Linked DNA regions of Homo sapiens: region 2 is linked to region 1. A link is an interaction called in ENCODE POLR2A ChIA-PET data of the cell type or tissue named here. Cell type or tissue: Caco-2. All regions are shown on one strand. Links, peaks and the distances in the headings refer to the core of each region. The heading gives the core; the rest is flanking DNA. Region 1 overlaps SRGAP1 (SLIT-ROBO Rho GTPase activating protein 1). Region 2 has its middle 48 kb from the start of KICS2.

Region 1 (8,338 bases), core at 232-8,231:
CTCCCGAGTAGCTGAGACTATAGGCATGCACCACCACACTTGGCTAATTTTTAAAGTTTTTTTTTTTACAGACAAGATTTCACTTTATTGCCCAGTCTGGTCCCAAACTCCTAGTCTCAAATGATCCTCCCGCCTCAGCCTCCCAAAGCACTGGAATTACAAACATGAGCCACCTTGCCCACTGCCCATGATTCCATCATCTGGAAGAGTATGAAGTATAAGGTTAAAGGAAACCATTCCTTCCAGACTTTCATCCTTGCTGCCATCTCAGTATTTAAAAAAATAACATGGAACTGGTTCATGTCAGCACTTCTAGCAATGGTGCTGTTGTTAACAGTGGAAATACATTTGGAGAGCTTATCATTGGCTTATTTCTGAGCCCTAAACTTTCACTGACAGTCTTCCCAATATATGAAAATAAATTGTGTATTTTTCACCGTCAATCTTTTTTTGTTGTTCTTGTTATTTAGGACATTTCACTAATTCTCTTTGCTATTCTACAGACATCGTCTTGGTAGCAGAGGCACTCACATACATCCATACATCAGTCTCAGTGTTTCTTCTATAAAACTTTGCAGAGATATTCTTTTCTGTTTTGTTTTGCTCAACAAACTGTGATTTGAAAGTAGCTCCATAGGAAACTTTTTTTCCTCTGCCTAGGAGAAAAAGGTTGTAGTTTTATATAACTCTATTAGGAAGATGTCTTAAAGAGTCAAAAGATTAAGATCACAGAAAAGTTAACATTCTAGCATTTTGTTTACATATTTCCTTTTCATGAAAAACTTTTCTTGCCCTAGCAATTTCTAATTTTCTTTTATTCTTTGCCTTATTTAAATGGAATTTTCCCCCATCTTTCTCATTAAAAAGAAAAAAGCACTGGGCGCCATGGCTCACGCCTGTAATCCCAGCACTTTGGGAGGCTGAGGCGGGTGGATCACGAGGTCAGGAGATCGAGACCATCCTGGCTAACATGGTGAAACCCCGTCTCTACTAAAAATACAAAAAATTAGTCCGGCGTGGTGGTGGGTGCCTGTAGTCCCAGCTACTCGGGAGGCTGAGGCAGGAGAATGGCGTGAACCCGGGAGGCGGAGCTTGCAGTGAGCCGAGATCGTGCCACTGCACTCCAGCCTGGGGGACAGAGCGAGACTCCATCTCAAAAAAAAAAAAAAAGAAAAGAAAAAGCAGTGTGAGTAGAGGCAATTTGAAGCAATGGAAAAATAGTTGAGCTACACAATTGTAGGTTTGAATTAGAGCTTTGCTGCTTCCTAGTTTGTGGGACCATTAACAAGTTACTTATCGTTTTGGAAACTTGGTTTTTTAAATCTGTAAAATTAGTATAGAACTGCCTCCAAGGTTGTTTTAAATAATAAGTGAGGAGATGTATGCAAAGTGTCCCAATTGTCAGTACACTTCCTCCTTCCCCTTTCCTTTTTTTTAAATTAAGCTTTTAAAAAATTATTTGCTTTTGAAGCCTTTTAAATTTATTTTTAATTTTTAAAATTAACAAATAAAAGGCCCGGCGCGGTGGCTCGCGCCTATAATCCCAGCACTTTGGGAGCCCGAGGTGGGCGGATCACTTGAGGTCAGGAGTTTGAGACCACCCTGGCCAACATGGTGAAACCCCATCTCTACTAAAAATACAAAGAATTAGCCAGGTGTGGTGATGTGCACCTGTGGTCCCAGCTACTTGGGAGGCTGAGGCAGGAGAATCACTTGAACCCAGGAGGCACAGGTTGCCGTGAGCCGGGATCATGTCACTGCACTCCAGCCTGGGTGACAGAGTGAGACTCTGCCTCAAGAAAAAAAATAAATAAAAATAAAAACTGCATATATTTATGGTGTACAACATGACATTTTGATATAGTTATGCATTGTGGAGTGGCTAAATCAAGCTAATTAACACATGCATTACCTCACACACTTATCATTTTTTTGTGGTCCTTCTTAAATACTTAATTTAGTTAGACTTAACTCCTCATGCCAGTTCTTTGTAAAGGTCATTATAAATACCCACTTGACTGAATAAGTGAAAATGTAACTTTAAGAGAGACTCCACTGTGGCATAAGATAAGGCCAACTGATAGAAAAGGAGTTAATTCTCAATGTTGGTTTTCTTCATAAGCCATCTGTTTTTCAGGTACTGTATTGACTAATATGATGTTCATAAGTTTCTCTTTTTTATTTTTGAAAAAAAAAAACAAGCTTTTGAAGAGGGGCCTTAAACTGAGTTATATTTGAATTGAAATAATGAGCTGCTTATGGACATTTGAGTTTGGGATAGGAAAAAAACTTTTAAAATATAATTTGAGCAAATTCTTTTCTTTTAATGACTATTATTTTGCCTGGACCCATTTACTGAAAATTATTTGAGGATGTACAGTTCTGATTATAAATCACTTCCCTAAAAGTACTCTGTGTTCTCAAAAGGCTCCGTCCGAAAGTGAACACGTGCTTCAGTTTGTTATGACTGAGCTACTGATTGTGCAACACACTTTTGATAAGTCACTGATGTCTGTTAGCCCTGTTTGCATGACATAAGAGTGATTTCTTTTTTTTGAGACAGGGTCTAGGTCTGTCACCCAGGCTGGAGTGCATTGGCGCAATCCCGAGTAGTTGGGACTACAGACATGCACCTCCATGCCTGACTAATTTTGTACTTTTCTGTGAAAAGTACAAAATTACTGGCTGGTCTTTAACTTCTGGGATCAGCCTGGTCTGAAACTTCTGGGCTCAAGCGATCTTAAACTTCCCAGGCTGGTCTGAAACTTTTGGGCTCAAGCGATCCGTCTGCCTCAGCCTTCCAGATTGCTGGGAATACAGGCATGAACCCCTGCACCCAGCCTAAGTGTCATTAAAAATTTGATCTGTTATATAGGCACTAGGTAGAATGTCTGTCAGATGCATATTTTCAAAGTTGCAGATGCATAAATTGTGCAAGGAGGCACCAAGGCTATAAAAAAAACAACTTGTGTAAACGCCTTTAAAAGGAAAACAAAAAAATAGTTCAAGATGATTGGGTGCTGGATAGCAGAGAAGCATATGAAATAGACATACTGAAAGAGCAACAAGAAAAACTTTTAAATATTATCTCCTAATACAACAAAAATGTAAGGAGCTCTTATCATCTGGTCTCAGGTTTTGAGCAGCCTCCTGTTATTGATAGGATATGTTTGCTTGTTGATGATCAGTAAGCAAGGCTTTTTTTTTTTTTTTTTTTTGCAGCAGCTTTATTGAGATAGAGACATACACTTTACTATTTCCAGTGTATAATTCCATGGTTTTTAGTATATTCAGAGCTGTGCAACAATCATCACAATCAATTTTAGAACATTTTCACCATCCCCAAAAGAAACAACACACCCATTAGCCATCACTCTCCATTCTGCCCTAAGCAACCACTAATCTACTTTTTGTCTTTATAGATTTGCCTGTTTATGAAGTCATATATTTGTCCTTTTATGTCTGTCCTCATTCATTTAGCATAATATTTTGAAGGTTCATCCATGTTGTAGCATGTACCAGTACTTCATTCCTTTTTATTTCCAAATAATATTCCGTGGTGTGGATACACACATTTCATTTATCCATGCATCAGTTGACGACCATTTGAGTCATTTTTACTTTTTGGTTATATGAATAACGCTGCTGTAAACATTTGAAGGCACAGTACTTTTCCAGGTCACATTATCATTGAAGATCGTGAATCACAGGCCGGGGTCCTCACCATTGCCCTAACTGGTCCAGGTGAAGACCTGGACATCAGCAGGTCAGCGCCAGTGAGCTTCCTGGGCTTCTGCCTCCTTGGCACACTCACATTTGTAGGTCATCTGCTCAGGTTTAGGCTTCTGGTAGGAGACCACCATGAACAGGAACAAATGCCTGTGGCTGGGCCAGCGAACCCATAACTATGATGGGACATCCACAAGTATCTGGCCCTGGAGAAAAGATGGAAGGAAGGAGCCAGAGTCAGGCATAGCGCAGCCTGGCCATGCCTCTGTTGACCTCAGCTTTCCTGTCTAAGATGCTCTAGGATACTCTGTGTCTGTGGCAACTTCTAGAGAAACAAAGTTTCTATAAAATGCTGCTCGTCCCTGCCCTTACCCCACTCCAAATTTCATATTGAAAAAGAAAAACCATATGGGAACTGAGAGAGAGCATATGGGTGTGAGGTGAAACATACGGGCCGATAGAGGCAGGGCTGCAGTACCCGTCTGCTTGTCTTGGTTACTTGTCTATTGCTTTTTAATGTGTTCCTTTTTTCTCTCAGCAATTTTGTTCTTGGAGGATTTGCTTTTCCCTTCCTTTGTGCATGATTTAATCTCAAATGAGATGAGTGATATAAAAAAATCTCCAGAAATGGTTTTTTGCTCAGACCTGCATCTCTATTCTGCATGCCTCTGCGGGGTGCTGAGTCTGGGACCACGAGGACAAAGTGCATAGTGCACTGCATAGTGCCACCTGAGGCACAGCAGCCCTGGGGAAGGATGCAGAGCAGTCTTGAGTACCTATCTGAAGTCTTTGAAACTAGCTTCTTTTCTGGCTCCAAAGAGATACTGAGATACTGGGATGGGTATATACCCTTAGGATGAGGGGACTGAGTTTTTCCAAAATTGTTACTGACATGGCTGAGAACATGCTTGATAGGGAATAAGGTGAGTGACAGCTTGAAGAAAACACCCTGGCACCCAGTGGTATTCTTATGGCCCTTGCATTCCTTCTCAGAAACCTTGCAGAGCCCCAGAAAGTTCTCCTGGCCCCATCCTCAGAGTGCCACTCTCCGTGCAGTGTGCTCAGCTGTCTTGCAGGGATGGTTCGGTTTACTCCCTGTCCCTCCCTTCTCACTCCCCAGAAGATGGAGGAATTAGGACCCTCCTTACCAAAAGGCTGTGTCCCACACTTGCTACTAATTACAAAATTGTCTACTAGGTGTTGCAGGCTGGTTTTCATAGTGGCCATTAACTATGATTGATTGTCCTTGTTGAACGATGACTTGATGAGCAACTTCACTGAATGTTTAATAAGGTGAAGTAGAGCACAGAGGATATCATTTTAAAAATACTGAGTGTGGACAGTGAAGATTATCATTTAATTTGGTACTTAGGTAATTAGGTTTGCAAATAGGAGGCTGGTTGGCCAAATTGTGTTACTTCAGGCAAACTCTTAAGTTGTTTACCTGCTTTCTGCAAGTGTTACTTTGAAAAAACAAAATCCCAATGATGAATTGAAATTAAGTCCTAAAAATCATACACCACACCTTACTATAAGCCTTGTCAACGGAAGGCTGATTTTTACTAATTTCTTATATTTAAACTCTAATTTTCCCTCGGTGTTCTTTTTCTGCCTTTGATTAATGGTGTGTCTATTCATCAAGTCCCATTTATGTAAAGCATTTATTGAAGTTGGGTAATTGCTGTCTTTTATGTAAGTAGAATGTCTTGCTCCAGGGAGGTAATACAAATAAATGCATTGTACATTAGATTGAACATCTTTCAGTTCATCAATTACAGGATGGGGTGTTTTTTCATTACCAGAAGATGAGAGTTACTTTGCCACTTTAGTCAAAACATGACCCTAGCAAGACCCAAAATTTAATTTGGGGCAATCTGTTTAACTTCATCCGTGCCAGAAAACCAGATACCATCTACCCTAATCGTCTGATTTAAAATTTTTAAAAAGTTACTGAATTTTTCCAGAGAAACACATATCTGAAATTATTATGAGAAAATAAGTTCTGATTTGCAAAATCTAGTTTGCAACATATATTCTTTCAGGAACATAACTAGCTCATAAACTGAGGACACCTGTTCACTTAATTTTTTTTCCTAATTCAGTATTGGTGCCAGGACAGCTGGTTAAACTTGGAGGAAGTTTTACTATATTCCTTAAAATAGTTGTGAAGTCCAGTGCAATAGTTAAAGCTAGAATAGAAACTCAAGAAATCCAATTCAGCTGGCACTGATCATGAATATTTAAACCCATGTCATTAGATTATCCATAGTTATTTTGTGAGGATTTGCTGATAACGTTTCTTTCCAGATTTGAAATCCCTACTTGTGTGAGGGGTTTTTTTTAAACTGTTAATGGGAGCCTTAGTAGATTTATTAGTAATAAACAGTATGTTTTTCTGATTATGATTCTTTTAAATAAGTCTTCCAGTTAATAATAATTACGTTTATTGAAGATCTACACTGTATTGGGCATGAAATAGTATATTACTTAACCCTTACAACAACCATATAATATGCATTCTTATCTCTCCTTTAAAGATGAAGAAACTAGTGTTCTTCACTAGCCTCCCTCAAGGGTCACAAAGCTGGTAAAGTGGCAAAGGAGTGTTGGAACCCAGGTGTGTGAGATGTCAAAGCTCACAGGCTTAATCACTAGACTTTACTCAGATGAATTCATCAGATTTATCTTCTGGCTTTGAAACTTTCAAGTCCTTTGCATTATCCCCTTTTAACTCAGCATTGAGGTGAAGTGAAGGATGGACTTGACCCTGTGGCCTCCTTGTACTATGTGTGCATCCACATCCTTAACTCCTGATGAAAGTTCTAATTAGTGCCTAGACGATGGATCAACTTTTTACAACACCCACATTGTGGAAAATGCCTGCGTGTTTGGTCCAATAGTGGAATCCATTTAAGGTGACATCAATAGGAAAATGACACAGATATTCTAAATCACCAACTGGAATTCCGAGAGATGAATGCTGAAATTCTTACTTTCCTTGTCATTTCCACCAACATCCTTTCAGACTGAGGGTTCCCCTCCGGAGCTTCTGTGGGTTCCAGCTCCATAGTGCTTCCCATGTTTGTCCGTCCTTCTCCTTGCCCCTCCACCGCCAGCTGGTTTTCGGCTTCTCTTTTCTTCTCTACTCTTTCCTTCCAAGGAGCTTCCTCATGGGTTCCTCTACCCCCAGTCTGACCTTGCTGCAGTCATTCTGCTACCAGAGTGATCTTTTTTATGCCACTTTCTTGATGAAAATCCTTCTCTGGCTCTCTCTTGCTTTCTCAGTCTTTTTAGCTCCTATAGCACTCAATAACCTGTGGTAGGCTGAATAATGGCTCCCCCAAAGATGTTCACATCCCTATCCCCAGAATCTGTGAACATCACCTTATATGGCAAAAGGGACTTTGCAGACGTTATTAGGTGAAGAATCTTGAGATAGGGAGATTCTCCTAGGTGACCCAGTGGGCCCAGTGTAATCACAAGGGTCCTTATAACAGGGATGCAAGAGAGTCAGAGGGAGAGAAGGTGATGATGTGACATTGAAGCAGAGATTGGGGTGTGCTTTCAGTCCAGGGCCAGGGGATGTCAGCAGGCTCTAGAAGCTGGAAGAGGCAAGGAATGGATTCTCCCCAACAGCCTCCAGAAGTCGCTAGCCTTCCTGATGCTTTGGTATTTGCCTCTGAAAAATCATCTGGACTTCTGCACTCCAGAACTATAACAGAATAAATCTGTGTTGTTTCAAGCCACTACGTTTGTGGTCATTTGTAAGAGAAGCAGTTGGAAACATATACAAACCTGTAATCATTGATTTTTTTTCCCCACTAGATTTGTGCTGTCAGATATCACGTACATAAGCCACATGTGCCTAGATAAATATAACTTTAATTAAAATTAGAGACAAAAATTTTAAAGTTCCATTTTCTAGCCATACCACGTATCAAGTGCTCCATAGCCACACGCAGCCAGAGCCTACTGTACTGTGTAGTGTCAGCATAAAACATGTCCATAGTTGCAGCACGCTCCATTGGACAGCATGCTTAGGACAGGAGTTGTGCCTTGTCTACCTGGACCTGCCCCTAATATTGGCTAGCATCTCCTCACATGGAATTCTGGAAGCCTCGCCCCCTTCTTTCCTCACCCCCAGCTCTGCTCCTCACTGTGCAGGGCCTTGGATGTGCCTGGAGCAGAGGCCAGGCAGGCCCTGGAAGCAGTCTTGGGCTGTATGGATGGGGGATTCCAGATCGTATATGTAGAGCATACTCTAAATGTGGGGCAGGATGTGGCCTCCATTCCCTTGGCCCTCAGGACTCCTGACCAGGACAGAGCCCCCATTTGCCCAAGTCTGAAGGTGTCCTCTTTGTACCTATCACAATGCCTGATAGTGGGTGGTAGGTGCATAGCATTGTTGAATAAACAAATTTACTGAAAACCCACTCATGCCCTGATTTGTATGAGTACTAGAATTCCACAGAGAATAAAACAATTTCCCTGATTCATGGAGCTTACATTCCAGAAGGAGAAAGAGCTGATTCGTCAATAAATAGTTGTATATTCTAATGTCAGGGAGTGATAAGTGCTATGAAGAAAAATAACCATAGTAATGGGATGG
Region 2 (8,338 bases), core at 85-8,084, 220 kb after region 1:
CAAGATATATTAACTTGTTAATACATGTAAATTTTCTACTTGTCCCTTTGTCATTATATCATGGATATAGGAAACAAAAGGAAGAATTATGTATGCATGGATATAGGAAACAAAAGGAAGAAACAAAAGGAAGAATTATGAAGAATTATGAGTCAGGATAAGCACTCCCATGAACTAGAAAGTCCCTGAGTTAAAGAGTTAAGGAATTTGGTATCCTTCTTTCTGAGTTAAGGAATCTGGTATCCAGAGAATAAATGATAAAAATATCAATGTTACATTTCTGCATGCAGCTGGAAGCAAGACAGGCTTCATAACGGTTCTAGACTTCCACTGTTTACGGTTTACATGGGCATCCTTTTCCTTTCCTCTTCTTTTTTTAAATGTACATGCTATGGATCTATATTGTGACTTAGCTCTTAGCACCTCACAAAAGTCTGCTTGTTTTAGCCCCATGAGCATCTACAGCTTTCTCAGCTCTTTGCTGGGAAGAGGCTTTTAGGGTGGATGTTTATACTACACTTAAGAAAGAATTCCTTCTGCTCTGATGAGCAGGAAAGACAGTTAAAGACAAAAATAAGTCAATAATCTTTAAAAAGGGGAACACATCATCTCACTTCTTCACGCAAACCCCCCATGACACTGAACCCTTAAATGCAGATAAGCCTAAAACTATATATAACCCTGGACTTAGCAGTTTTATATGCTAATGCATTTCCGTTTTCTTTAACTCAAGGTAGTTTGAGTTGTCACTAGCAACAGTTTAGATTAATACAGACACCAAATTATTAACAGTAATTATCTTCTAGTAGTGAAATTACAGGTGACTATTTTTCCTTTCCGTTTTGTTTGCTTTTTAGTATTGATAATAAATTTACTAATTTTTCAATAAAAGAAAAACTAAGGCATTATTTTAATGTATGGAGGAGAGAGATGGAACTTCACTGGGGATGGAGAGCTGATGGACACCCAATCAACCTAAGAAAAGGATGCTTCTTGGCTATCTCCACTCCCTACTCCACTTCCAGGGTTCTCTCGAACTCCATTCCCCACCCCCAATCCCAACACTCAGGTTTCTTGCATAATCCAATTTTTTAAATCCAGAGATAGGGGAACAGCATTAATAATTTCTGAAAGTCTCTGCCAAGTCTGTGATTTTCAGAATGACCCCTATTCCTGCTTGGGTCATAATTTAACTCTAATTAAATCTAAGGTTGGTGCTGTATTTTTCTGTGCAAGAGAAAAGCACAGAATATGAGAAATTCTTTTTTCTTTCCAGTAAACACTTTCATACTTAAAGAAAAAGAGAACAACTATTGATGGGACTTTGGACACGGACAGCTAGAAATTCCATTGAAGTTAGTTTGAACTTGTTGAGCATGTTTCATTTGCAAAGAACAAAAAAAAAATGGGCATAATTTGCTGCTGGAAAGAGTTGGTCACCTACCTCCTCATTCAAGCTCCTCATTCAAGGAAGTGACACTATTACCATGAGGAGTCATGGAATGTATCTGGGGACTGACTCATCTGGGGCTCCCTAAGACAGGCTCTGGGTCTCTCTGGAAATTTGGATAACAATTTGGGACCTGTGGCCATCTCAAGGTTCTTGTCTGTGACCAGTAAGTCTGGGCAGAGGACAAAGAGTATCAGCATTCATTTTGGCAAGCAAAATAAACTGACTCTGGATAATTTATGCAAAAGCTGAATTTATTTAAAGCTATTTTAGTAGTTCAGAGAACCTGCAGGAAGACCAGAAAATTAGGCTTGAGGGTCTCCTAGCTAGGAACTCACTCAGGGTTATGCCACAGAAATGATTAGAAGACATCACTGCCTCTGTCACTGTCCCTGGACTCAGACCCAGCAGCCAGTATCTACCACCCCCAACACTACCTCTAGGCAGGCAGACAGGCAGGCAGGGAGGGAGGGAGGGAGGAAGGAAGGAAGGAAGGAAGGGAGGGAGGGAGGGAGGGAGGGAGGGAGGGAGGAAGGAAAAGAGGAGGGAGGAGGGAGGAAGGAAAAAATGGGACGAAGGGAGGAGGGAAAGAATGAAGGGAGAAAGGAAAAAAGGAGGACTGAAGGAAGAAGGGAGGAGGGAGAGAGGAAAGGAGGGAGGGAGGAAAGAAAAAGATTGCCTAACTATAACAGCAAGCCAGTTGGTGGTAGTACCTTCATGCCCTTTCTTCCCTGCAGGGGACATTGCTGGACACCTTTCTGATGGATTATTTCTTATAGGTTGGTTGGGAGCCCTGAACACACTGAGTCTGCCCCAAGCAAGATGAGCAGTTCTCACCTTATGGCCACCTCTTCACTTCCTGCTGGGGCCTTCCAGCATGGCTCATAGAGTGATCACTGGCTTCACTTCCTTTGGCTGAAGCTCATCTGCCATATCTTCTTTGAAAGCAAAGAAGCTATTTTAATAAAGCCCAAGGAGGTTAGCAAGAAATTATTTCTGCTCTGGAATATGGGCTCTGTTGTCACATCATCTAAGAGAACCTACAAATCTAGACTTTTGTGTAAATTTGAAAATTATTCCAGTCTTGCATCTTAATCTTCAGTTTGTAATCCTTAAGGGAACTCAAATCTTAGTCCAAGAAGAGGCCTTTAAAAAAAAGGGCATTTCTGCCCCCCACCCCCACCCCATCTGCTCTTCTTGCCTCGTTTAATAACACCTTACTTCTCACAAACCCCTTCTGATGTTGTCCATCTCACTAGGCCAAGGAAACCCAGCTATGCTCCCAGGAACATCAAGAGATTGCTTCCTTACCACCCCCTGACCCCTTACCTACTCCTGTGCCCCAACACTGCAGAGAATGGTGAAGTATTTCTGTCTGATTTCATGAAGCTTGTCACCATTTCTTTCAGATCCCAGCCAGGGAGTTGCTGGAAACAATCAACAATGAAAATAATATGGTGTTGCAGTCTGCTATGGGCTGAAGTGTGTCCCCTTAAAATATATGTTGAAACCCTAACTCCCAGCACTCAGGATGTGACTGTATTTGGAGACAGGGCCTTTGAAGAGGCGATTAGGTTAAAATGATGCTGTTAAGGTGGGCCCTAATCCAATCTGACTGGTGTTCTTTTAAGAAGAGGAAATTTGGACAAACATAAGAGACACCAGGGATATGTGCACACAGAGGAAAGGGCACATGAGGACTCAGGGTAAAGGTCACCATCTACAAGCCCAGGAGAGAGGCCTCAGGAGAAACCAGATCTGCTGACACTCCCATCTGGAACTCCAAGGCTCCAGAACTGAGATAAGATACATTTCGGCTGTCTAAGTCACCTGGCCTGTGGTAATTTGTTATAGCTCCAGCAGGCCAATCCACAGGCACCGGAGGGAGGCAATAGGCAGTAAAAAGGGGGAGGATCTCAGACAAAAGCCCAGCCTCCTCCTTATGCAGGATTGGAACCCTCAGGTCACAGAGCCTGAGTTCGGATACAGGGGGTGTTCGACCCAGCAAGGTCTACTGAGCCTCCCGCAGGATTTCATGTAAAGTAGTGTATCTATAATAATGAGGGGTTACAGATTATAGGAAAGGCTCTTAGAGGTTCCTTCTAAATCCCCAAGGGATTTTCCTTCATTACAGAATGTGAGAATTACTGTCACAAATATCCTGTAAAAATTCTATAGCAGCAAACTCGCAGTATAAAAATATACCAAAAGGTCTTTTCCAGAGTTCATGTTAATACAACAAAAATAATCTCAGAAAAATTTAGAGGTCCATGAATTCAGATTTGATCCAATATATTTTCTCTAAAATCTCTAACAATCCCCAGATTTAGCCAACCCGATAATATTACCACTTATGGCTGGGTACAGTGGCTCACACCTGTAATCCCAGCACTTTGGGAGGCCAAGGCAGGTGGATCACCTGAGGCCAGGAGTTCGACACCAGCATGACCCACATAGTGAAACTCCATCTCTACTAAAAATATGAAAATTAGCTGGGCGTGGTTATGGGCGCCTGTAATCCCAGCTACTCGGGAGGCTGAGGCAGGAGAATCGCTTGAACCTGAGAGGCGGAGGTTGCAGTGAGCCGAGATAGCGTCACTGCACTCCAGCCTGGGTGACAAGAGCAAAACTCCATCTCAAAACAAACAAACAACAACAACAAATATATATATATATGTATGTGTGTGTGTGTGTATACATATACACACATATATACATATATACTTATATATATACGTATATATGTACACATACGTATACATATGTATACATACGTATATGTATATATACGTATATATATAACCACTTATTCTTTTCTAGAATCTCAAAATAAGCAGCTAAATTAATTCCTTGGGAGAAGTCAAGAAAAAGGTCACTCAAGTCTGCGTAACAAGTGAACAAGATCTATTTCCCATTGATGATCCCACAGAGTGGACTCTAAGCAAAAAGGAATAAAACCCCCATCAGCCCAGGGAGGGAAAAAGAGCCAGGCTTCTGGTGCTTCTCAAAAGGATCTGCCTTAAAGTACAATTCTGATAAACACCTCAGTGAGGAACAGGTGATTGCAATGCATTGGTAGAAGTCTCATTTATCATTTAGTCCAATATAATTATTCTGACCTATTCTATTTCATACCAAAATAACTTTGGAGGAATCCAATGGAGTTTGGCAGAAACACTTTTGGGGGGATGAAAAGAAACGTAGCTTTTGCAGTGTCATTCTTTAATATGAGCCACAAAAGACTGTGTAGGGGTGGGGGTGTCTACTCAAATCACAGAGGTGAAAAGACTTAAGACATGAGATCCAAGAATAAGAAAAGATTTATAGATCCTAAAATGTATAGAGTATGAAAATGGACACCCTTTAAAAGTATTGTATGACATGGTCAAGTTTTAAGGAAAGAAAGAAAGAAAGGGCTTAATGAATCCACCTCTTCTAAAGAAATTGGTCCCCCAAATTTCCATTTCATTGCCATGACAACTAGTACTCCATCATTGCCATGGTAACCAGCTGAATAGCATTAGTCTAAAGACAAGCTCTCTGATTGGGTGACCAACGAAAGCCAGTAGGTGCCCCACCACAATGCTGAAAGACTGTTTTGCAATCACTTTGACCTATTTCTAGCTTTTCAATGTGTTTTAATTCTCCAAAGTGTTTCCCTAAAACCAAATGTTTTTTGGAATGAGACAATTTCAAGAAGTGCATAATAACTGTATTCCTGCATCTCCCTGCTAAGTTCAAGACCTTGTTTTCTATCCCAGAAGTGTGGTAATGTATGACAGCCATACCCTTCACCATGACTTGCAGTTTAATTATGACATCCCCTCTGTTACAGCAACTAGGCATGCTAGCCACATCTAAACCAGATGTTGGTTGCTGGTGACAACAAGCTGCCTTCTTTGTTTGATGAGGCCACTGACAAGTTGAACTGCAAGGAAACTTTGACGGTGGGAAGTGACAATCCAGTAAAATAACAGAGGGGGGCCAGGTGCAGTTACTCTTGCCCATAGTCCCAACACTTTGGGAGCCTGAGGCAGGAGGATCATCTGAGGTCAGAGGTTTGAGACCAGCCTGGCCAACATGGTGAAATCCTGTCTCTACTAAAAATACAAAAATTAGCCAGACGTGGTGGTGGGCGCCTGTAATCCCACCTACTTGGGAGCCTGAGGCAGGAGAATCACTTGAACCCAGGAGGCAGAGGTTGCAGTGAGCTGAGATTGTGCCATTGAACTCCAGCCTGGGTGACAGAGCAAGACTCCATCTCAAAAATAAATAAGTAAATAATGGGGGGAAGGGATACATGCATATGGAAGTGCTCTTGTTTATATGCGCATGTAAACCAGTATTTATAATTTAAAAATGGCTTTTAAAAAACGCTATCCTTTTAAAAAGCTGTTGAGATGATGATGATGATTGAGGATGATGGTGGTGATTATTATTATTATTTTATAGATGGGACCTCCCTATGCTGTCCAGGCTGTTCTTGAACTCCTGAGCTCAAGCAATCCTCCCACCTCAGCCTCCTGAGTAGCTGGGGCTACAAGCATGTACCACTGTACCTGCTCGCTGTTAAGCTTTTTAATAAAAACATATTTTTCAGCTGATAATCTTGCTGGGTACTTGCTCAAAGCCAACTGCATATATATTCATGAATCACTCGTAGCATACTGTTGGAAGCAGAGATACCTTGGGAAACCTATTCCACCCCTAGCCCACCCCCTCTTAGTTGGACCACACTTTTGTTAGGTGTGTACTGTTGAGAAACTTCCTTGAAAAATAGCAGCTCTGGACTTTCATAAAATACGTGTTGAGAACCTACCAGTAGGCAGTGCCAGAGTTGCTAAAGCAATGGACTTGAAAGTGCTGTCTAGTTAGAAGGCGGGGAGTTAGAGAAAGGAGGGAAGGCACCTGCCTTGAAACTGGGTTTGCAGAGCACATACAACTGAATATCACAGATCAATGAAAACAAAGATTTCTCAAGACACCTTTATCAATTCAACAAATATTTCAGAGCACCTGCTAGGTAGCACTCATCTAAATGCTCAAGATACATAGTGACAGACAAGGCCTGCCCTTGTGGAGTTAACGTTCACATTTTACAAGAGAGTGGGAAAATGGCAATAGTTCATATCCAAGAATAGAACTATTTTGTGTGGAATGATAGAAATTATGGGGTACTCCAACCCTGAGCATTCCTTGGCACGGCCACTGGTGTTTGTTATGCCCCAGCCACTGTGCAAAGGCTGGAAATGCAAAGGTCAGCAGAAACGGGCTTAGCCCTTGGCCTCAGGAAGTTTATAGAACAGAAAGGAAGGGAGTTACTCAGAAGTAAATGGTCAACCACTTACAATGGTGATCAGGGCTCCGAAGGAAAGGAACCGAAGAGCCCTTCGCTAAAGGAGACTGAGCAGGGCTGGGCAGAAACAGGGCTAGGGTGCCCGAGGAAGTGATGACTGAGATGAGGCCTGAGGGATGCAGGGATAAAGGGTGACATAAGATAGAGGGTGAAGAAAAGCATGCAAGACACAGGGAACAGCATGGGCTGCTCCTGGGACCCAAACAGAGCCAGGGAAGAACGCATGCGAGGAGCCTGGGGAAGGAGCCGGGCTCCACATGCAAGCAGCGGTATTTATTAAAAATAAATCCTTAGATCTCGAAGCCATGTACTAAGTCAAAATGTGCTCCCTAATCAATTTAATATGATTTTAGTTTGAATCTATACATGGAAAACAATGTTTTTGTTTGTGGTTGAAGATGATAATAAAGGGGATATGGTTTGGTTTGAGATTAGAATAAAGAGGATTTCAGCGCAACAATTTTTGAGCACCACTTACATACCAACACTAAGTGTAAAAAGACAAAAGACCCAGTACCTGTTCCTTACAGCTTACTCATACACACAGAACTATATGCAAATCCATCTAGAAAACCCAGAAAGTGACAAGGGAGAGAGAGGTATGTGCATGGGACAACCTTCACCTGAACGTTTGCATCTAGACTAGCCCAGGAGAAACGGTAGCTACCATTGTTAGCCCACCGCCTTAGGGAAAAAGGCATTCAACGTATCAGCTGAATTACCCCATAGGGTACCACTGTGAAGATCAGAGTTTTATTTGAAGATCTACTCTGAACCTCCAGAGAAAATTCCATTTCTCCCTCCTAGGAAAGAATTCAGTAACAGTAGTTTCTTATCTAGCCACAGTACCAGGATAAATTCACTTTAAATGCATGTATGAGAATAGAAACATGCACAGCTAGCACCAAGAGAACATATGTAACCCATGAGAAATGACTAAAAGTTTAGAATATGCCTCATAGGGGGAAAAATTCAATAGCTACCAAAATGAGTCTTTCTACACAGCTAGAACAGAGTCCAAGCAAAACCCTCTGACCCAAGATAAGGAATCCCACAGGCAGAATGACTAATACTAACAGATGTATTTGGTCTCTTCAAAGCCATTTAGAAATGAAAAGCACTACATCCAAATGTTTATCATCACTGTTAATAATTGCTATTTTTGCCTCTATATTCACGATCTAAACTTGACAGAGTAACTCAGATCACACAATTCATACAAGTACAGCAAGATAGAGACAGAAGACCTGAATGGAAATCTCAGAGCATGCTTCCACTTCACAAAGGCATAGTCTCTGTCAGATAAACAAGATTTAAAGTATGGGAAGCAACAATACCACAGATAAAATTGCTACCTGGCAAGGGAGAACACCTTACTGTGGATCTGTTTGTAGAGTCTCAGAATTTTCTATCTGGAAGGAAACCTACAGGCCCCTATAGACCAACCTTCAGCATAATTGCTAACCTAGTCATTGGATTAAAAAAAGGAAAGGAGGGGAAAAGGGACAGAAAGGGGAAGAAAGGGAGAGACG

Evidence for each region. Peaks named below come from ENCODE experiments on the same cell type or tissue, not always from the same donor. Only the 100,000 strongest peaks of a DNase experiment are listed, where the experiment ranks them.
Region 2: POLR2A ChIA-PET joins it to region 1 with 13 read pairs; 5 of 35 experiments call an interaction of 5 or more read pairs at or near these places.

What each region holds. Positions count from the first base shown.
Region 1 is chr12:63,953,523-63,961,860 of GRCh38, forward strand. All of the region lies in intron 1 of SRGAP1 (SLIT-ROBO Rho GTPase activating protein 1), which reads left to right. Among named protein-coding and RNA genes, the nearest start is that of SRGAP1, 110 kb to the left of the region's middle. In Caco-2, for the core only: no CTCF peak of the experiment used is centred there; no DNase peak of the experiment used is centred there.
Region 2 is chr12:64,170,466-64,178,803 of GRCh38, forward strand. No RefSeq gene overlaps it. Among named protein-coding and RNA genes, the nearest start is that of KICS2, 48 kb to the right of the region's middle. In Caco-2, for the core only: no CTCF peak of the experiment used is centred there; a DNase peak (open chromatin) is centred at 3,246.